Linked DNA regions of Homo sapiens: region 2 is linked to region 1. A link is a loop called in an ENCODE intact Hi-C map of the cell type or tissue named here. Cell type or tissue: GM12878. All regions are shown on one strand. Each heading gives the region's core, and the rest is flanking DNA. Links, peaks and the distances in the headings are about the cores only.

Region 1 (2,920 bases), core at 306-2,805:
ACAAGGAACACCACAACACACAGATTTCACATCTTAAGCAGCTGAAATAAAATGCCCAAAGAGGATGAGAAGGAGCCTATATAATCTTAAAATAGATATGTTTCCCAGCTGGTATCTTTGATTACTAATTAAGCTAAGGCTTATTTATTTGGTAAATGCTTACCAGTTGCCAGGCATTGTGTTAGAAACCTTTTATGTAACAACCCCATGAAGATTGACACTTATTATCCCCATATTGGAGAGAAGGAACCAAGATCCTAGAGATGAGAAGCAGTCAGGTCCATCTGACAACTGTGCAATAGCCTAACAAGAATTCCCTTCGGCCGGGCACGGTGGCTCACGCCTGTAATCCCAGCACTTTGGGAGGCAGAGGCAAGCGGATCACCTGAGGTCAGGAGTTCAAGACCAGCCTGGCTAACATGGTTAAACCCCATTTCTACTAAAAACACAAAAAATCAGCTCATGCCTGTAATCCTAGCACTTTGGGAGGCCAACGTGAGCAGATCATGAGGTCAAGAGTTTGAGACCAGCCTGACCAACATGGTGAAATCCCGTCTCTACTAAAAATACAAAAATTAGCCAGGCGTGGTGGTGCATACCTGTAACCCAGCTACTCAGGAGGCTGAGGCAGAAGAATCACTTGAACCCAGGAGGCGGAGGTTGCAGTGAGCCGAAATCATGCCACTAAAAGAGCGAAACTCCGTCTCAAAAAAAAAAGAGAATTCCCTTCACAGTCAGGTCAGAAATCTAAGGAACACTGGTATCTTTAGAACCTAAGACACCAAAAACCTGTGTCTGCTCTTGATACGGGAAAACCCACATTAATGCCCTAATAAGACCTCTTAAACTTCGAATAATATTTCTTAGAATTTAAACTGAAGACTGAAGGAAGGAGCTAAGACTCTTGGTTTTGCTGAAATTTGGAAAATCTAGCTTAACTGCAAAAGCATTAATGTTATGTAGTACCATTCACTTTTATTAAACACACATTTAGTTTGAATACTAGTTAATTTAAAAGTGCCCACAATGTTAAAGATAGTGATGGGTAAAACAATGTTCATTATATTCCTTCCCTTTAACAGTTTTACATTTTTCCATTGAGTTTTTTTTATCTACACACACACACATCTCCCATGATCTCTGCAATAAGAGGCTGATTCATGTAAATTTTACAGAAAGCACCCTTCTCTGGATAATTTTAACTTTTCCTAAAAATAAATATTCCAGTCCCCAACCCAAGGAGGGCGCAGCAGATCAAGAATGCACTGTCATGGCAGGTGGAGAATCAGTCATTATGGGAAGTGAAACAGACACACGCGGCATAGGAACTGATACAGCAACATCTGATTCCATCCAGCAACCTTTAAAAATGTAATCATTTTATCAGCTGTTGGTAGACTTTGCACAATGGCTAGCAGTACTACTTGGTGACAATTAAAAATACTAAAGCTACAATGCATTTTTTGTTGTGGAGGAAGTACAAATGGAATGCTGAGTCAAAAGCAAATATGCACACTCATAGATGACTATGGGACACTTTGCAATGCATTCAGTGCTTCAAAATTTAAGATTTAAGACCAGATTCATGCTACTGAAGGTTGGGTCCTCTCCCAACTCACAAGATCATCAAAGAGTAGCCATTCAAAAAAGTTTAGTAGAATGACATCCTCTTTGACACTTTTCTTGACTTTTACAATATTTGGTTTAATTATCATAACAGATATATATATACACACACACACACAGTGAGGGATGTGAAAAACCTTAAAACACTTCAAAATGCACACCGATAATAAAACACATTGCCAAGTTGTAAGTAAAGCAGTTAATTATGACCATCGTCATCCCCAGGAACCAAGAGAAGCTTCTCAAGGGTCAGATTATTCCAGCTACCTCTTGGATGCCCCCGAGGCCTCTCTACAAACTGTAAGTGCTCATTACTATGTTCTGTAAAAAGGCCTGTCTATGAGACTGCCAAAAAGAAACTTTCCAGCAAAGTCTCTAAATTGTAAAGTACTATCATGTAACTTCTGGGGGAATCTATGCCCCTCTTTCTGACAGCTGTCATGCTCAAGGGTGGGCATGGGCAGCCATGTATTTACCATGTGACACTGCCCCGTGCCACAATCGATGAAGCAAAAGTGGACATCTGCCCAAATTCACCTCCAGAAGTTTGCTATTGGGGCAGAAAGTGCAGCAGTTTTGTAGGATATGTCACTTGGGAGGTGAGGAGCCACTATCTTCTGCAACATGAACAAAGGAGCAGAGAGAGGCCAGCAGAGGGAGAATAACAAGGAAGATGCAAAGACCAGAATCCCACTTCTCAAAGAGAGGCCCACAGTGAAGCTGCCTCAGGGCCATGGGCAACCTGAAGCTACCTCCAGGCCCTCACCAGCTCAATAGCACACTGATGCCAGTATGCTGAGACAGTCACACTCCCTTATCATAAACTGCCCATTTCAAGTTCTAGTAGTTTGCGTGGGTGTTACTTCCTTCCAAAGAGCCTTGACTAGCAGTTACGCTAGTCTAAGCTAGTTATTATGACTCTAAATAAGACACTAAGTTCCCTTGGGCAACTTCTGAGATCCTCACTTTCCACTCCCCAGGGATTCTCATCTCATCACTGAAGGAGCTGAACAAGGATGTTTTTCAATGTTAAATTCTATGCATGACCTCAATACACCAAACTGATGGTGGCCGAGCTGTCGGCTGGAGCAGAGACAGGGATCTGGCTCTGGCCCTCCACAGAATGCAGTGCTTCCAGGGAACTCTGCTGAAAGCCCTGACTTGGATGCTCTCTAGGGATCCTGGCTTAGCCTTGGCAGATAATATTCCCAATGAAGAGCAGCTTTACTTGAGCGGCTCCACGTGCTTGCCCAAAGAAGGCAACAGACAGAGGATAAGGAGTGTTACTCAAGTC
Region 2 (2,920 bases), core at 323-2,822, 130 kb after region 1:
CCACTGATCACAAAACCCACACCACTCGCTGGTGATATGCCCACGAATCCCAAGGCTTTAGTCACACAAAGAAAACAGCCGTTCTTCCGCGCTTTCATAACATGTAACCATGCCTTTTACGTAAAGAATTCCAGAAACTGGCTTAGGAAATCTAAATATTGTGGACTGTCCCACCTTGGGAAGGAATGCTGAACAATTGATTTACAGCTTTGTTGCTGCCAGCCAGACCACCAGGTGGTCCATTACTCAAGATAAACATTGCAACCAGATATGCTAACTGAATAATCTACCCCTCACATGCTTTGCCCAACCCAGCCTGCATACCCTACACCTGATGTTAATTCCCGTGCTTTGCCTAATAAAAAAGCCCCAACCAGCTTTTTCAGGGAGTCCTTGTACCTCCACTGTCTTCCTTGAGCTTGAGCACAAGCTCCAAAATAAAAACCTTGACTGGGAAAACTACCTGGCCCCGTATTAATTTTTATTACATGGGAAACCAAAGAGCTTGTGATCTGTAACATTTCCAAATCTTCTGCTCTGAATTTTGTTTTTCTTGAGACGGAGTCTCACTCTGTCACCCAGGCTAGAGTACAGTGGCGCGATCTCGGCTCACTGCAACCTCTATCTCCCGGTTCAAGTGATTCTCCTATCTTAGCCCCCAAAGTAGCAGGGATTACAGGCACGCACCACCACACCCAGCTAATTTTTTGTATTTTTAGTAGAGACGGGATTTCACCATGTTGACCAGGCTGGTCTCAAACTCCTGACCTCAGGTGATCTGCCCGCCTAGGCCTCCCAAAGTACTGGGATTACAGGCATGAGCCACTGTGCCTGGCCTGAAAATTCTTTTTTTTAAATTAAGATTTACTTTTTTAATTCAAAAGTTAACACAGCAGAGGTGTTTGTTCCAGGGGTGGTTGTGATGATTGTGGTCTATGACACAGCTTCCACACCTCGAGAATAACAATCGTCAGTGTTCAGTGAGCACTCCCTATGTGTTGTACTGTGAATAATCAAAACATGTATTTAGGCTACTTGGGAGGCTGAGGTAGGAGAATCACTTGAACCCGGGAGGCGGAGGTTGCAGTGAGCCAATATCACGCCATTGCACTCCAGCCTGGGTGACAAGTTTTGAAACTCCGTCTCAAAAAAAAAAAAAAAGTATTTGGTCTTTGCCCCTGTTTCCTGCCACAGAGTTTCAGAAACTCTTGGAATTTCCTTAATGACAGGAGTGTCTTTTGTTATTCATAATGAGCCACTTTTGCTATATCCAAGTATATGCTAATAAGGTAACTTTTGGCAGAGCCCCTAGAGAGCTTCAGGATGGGGGGTGGCAGCTAGGAAAATCAACCATGTGGTGAGAGGGTTGGAACCTTCAGCCCCAGTCCCTGCCTGCTGAGGAGGGGAGGCCAGAAACTGAGGCTAATGTGGCTAATGACTGATTCAATCATGCCTACATAATAAAACTTCAATAAAAGCTCTGAATGATGAGGTGTGAACTGCTTCCCAGTTGGTGCACACATTGATGTACCAGGAGGGTGGCAGACCCTGGCTCCATGGGGACAGAAGCTCCTGTGCTCAAGACCCTTCCAGATCTTGCCATCATATGTTTTTTCATCTGACTATTCATTTGTATCCTTTATGGGAAAAGAGTAATTGTAAGTACAGTGTTTTCCTGAGTCCTGTGAGTCATTCTTTCACAGGGTGAACCTCAAGGGGGTGCAGCCTGGGAGGTCACATGGGTTCTTGCCTTCATGCAGGAAGGAAATCAAAAGTGAGATGACAGAGTAAAGTGAAAGCAAGTTTACTAAGAAAGTAAGGGAGTAGGCCAGGCGAAGTGGCTCACGCCTGTAATCCCAGCACTTTGGGAGGCTGAGGCTGTTGGATCACGAGGTCAGGAGTTCGAGACCAGCCTGATCAACATGGTGAAACCCCATCTCTACTAAAAACGCAAAAATTAGCTGGCACACACCAGTCGTCCCAGCTACTCGGGAGGCTGAGGCAAGAGAATTGCTTGAACTGGGGAGGCGGAGGTTGCAGTGACTGTACTCCAGCCTGGGAAACAGAGTGAGACTCCATCTCAAAAAAAAAAAAAAATCAGAAAGTCTTACGGGGGCAAAAACCAGTTACTGCATTGTGAGGGCTCAATTGGCAATGTATTCCTGTTTAGTTTCTCCCTCTTGATTCCCTGATCCCCTGTTCCCCTCCAAACCGCCCCCATCTGACACTCCTGCTTCCTGGAATTATTTCCCAAATAAACTACCTATATGTTCTCAGGCTCTGCTTTCCAAAGAAACCAGGCCATGATAAGATATGGCTAACCTCAGCCGGAGGGATATTGATGTTACCTTAATGACAAAATGGTACAGGGATGAATGGGTTCTTGCTAAGTTTACTGCTCCTGTACTTTGACTTGTGGTGAAAGAAAATATGTTGAAACTAATTAAAATGGTTTCACATCATGAAATTTTTTGAAAGAAATGACCTCGAGCTAATAACATCTGAAAAATGAATAATAGGACAATTGAAAAAGTAACAATGAAGAGTGTTCTTTAGAATTTATGGAAAAATTAATACGAAGGGATTCAGAGTAGATAAGATATCCTTTTATGTGAATTTAAAATATATTTTATTACAGAAGGATTAGGATAAAAACCTTTGATAAGTTGTCATCTGGCTAAGGAAGGACAGTGGCCACATCATGCTGATATTTGCATCCTCACCATTTGGTGCCTGGAACATAATAGATATTTTAAAAATGTGTGTTGAATGAATAGAATCTTAATATTGGTAGTTAGACATTGTAATGGGTTGCATCGTGGCCATGAAAAACATGTCCAAGTTCCAACTTCAGATACGTGTGAGTGTGAATGTGATCTTATTTGGAAAAAGAGTCTTTGTTGGTGTAAATTAAGTGAAG

What was found. A loop is a pair of places that touch in the nucleus more often than their neighbours do. Peaks named below come from ENCODE experiments on the same cell type or tissue, not always from the same donor. Only the 100,000 strongest peaks of a DNase experiment are listed, where the experiment ranks them.
Region 2: a loop joins it to region 1, with 2.7 times the contacts of the local background. A loop is called at or near these places in 3 of 110 quality-filtered maps.

The regions. Positions count from the first base shown.
Region 1 is chr20:10,474,968-10,477,887 of GRCh38, reverse strand. The region is part of intron 2 of SLX4IP (SLX4 interacting protein); the gene reads right to left. Among named protein-coding and RNA genes, the nearest start is that of SLX4IP, 41 kb to the right of the region's middle. In GM12878, for the core only: a CTCF peak has its summit at 1,258; a DNase peak (open chromatin) is centred at 1,317; H3K27ac peaks cover 1,939 bases.
Region 2 is chr20:10,349,821-10,352,740 of GRCh38, reverse strand. No RefSeq gene overlaps it. Among named protein-coding and RNA genes, the nearest start is that of MKKS, 83 kb to the left of the region's middle. RefSeq lists an enhancer at 1,646-1,875. In GM12878, for the core only: no CTCF peak of the experiment used is centred there; DNase peaks (open chromatin) are centred at 1,710 and 2,360.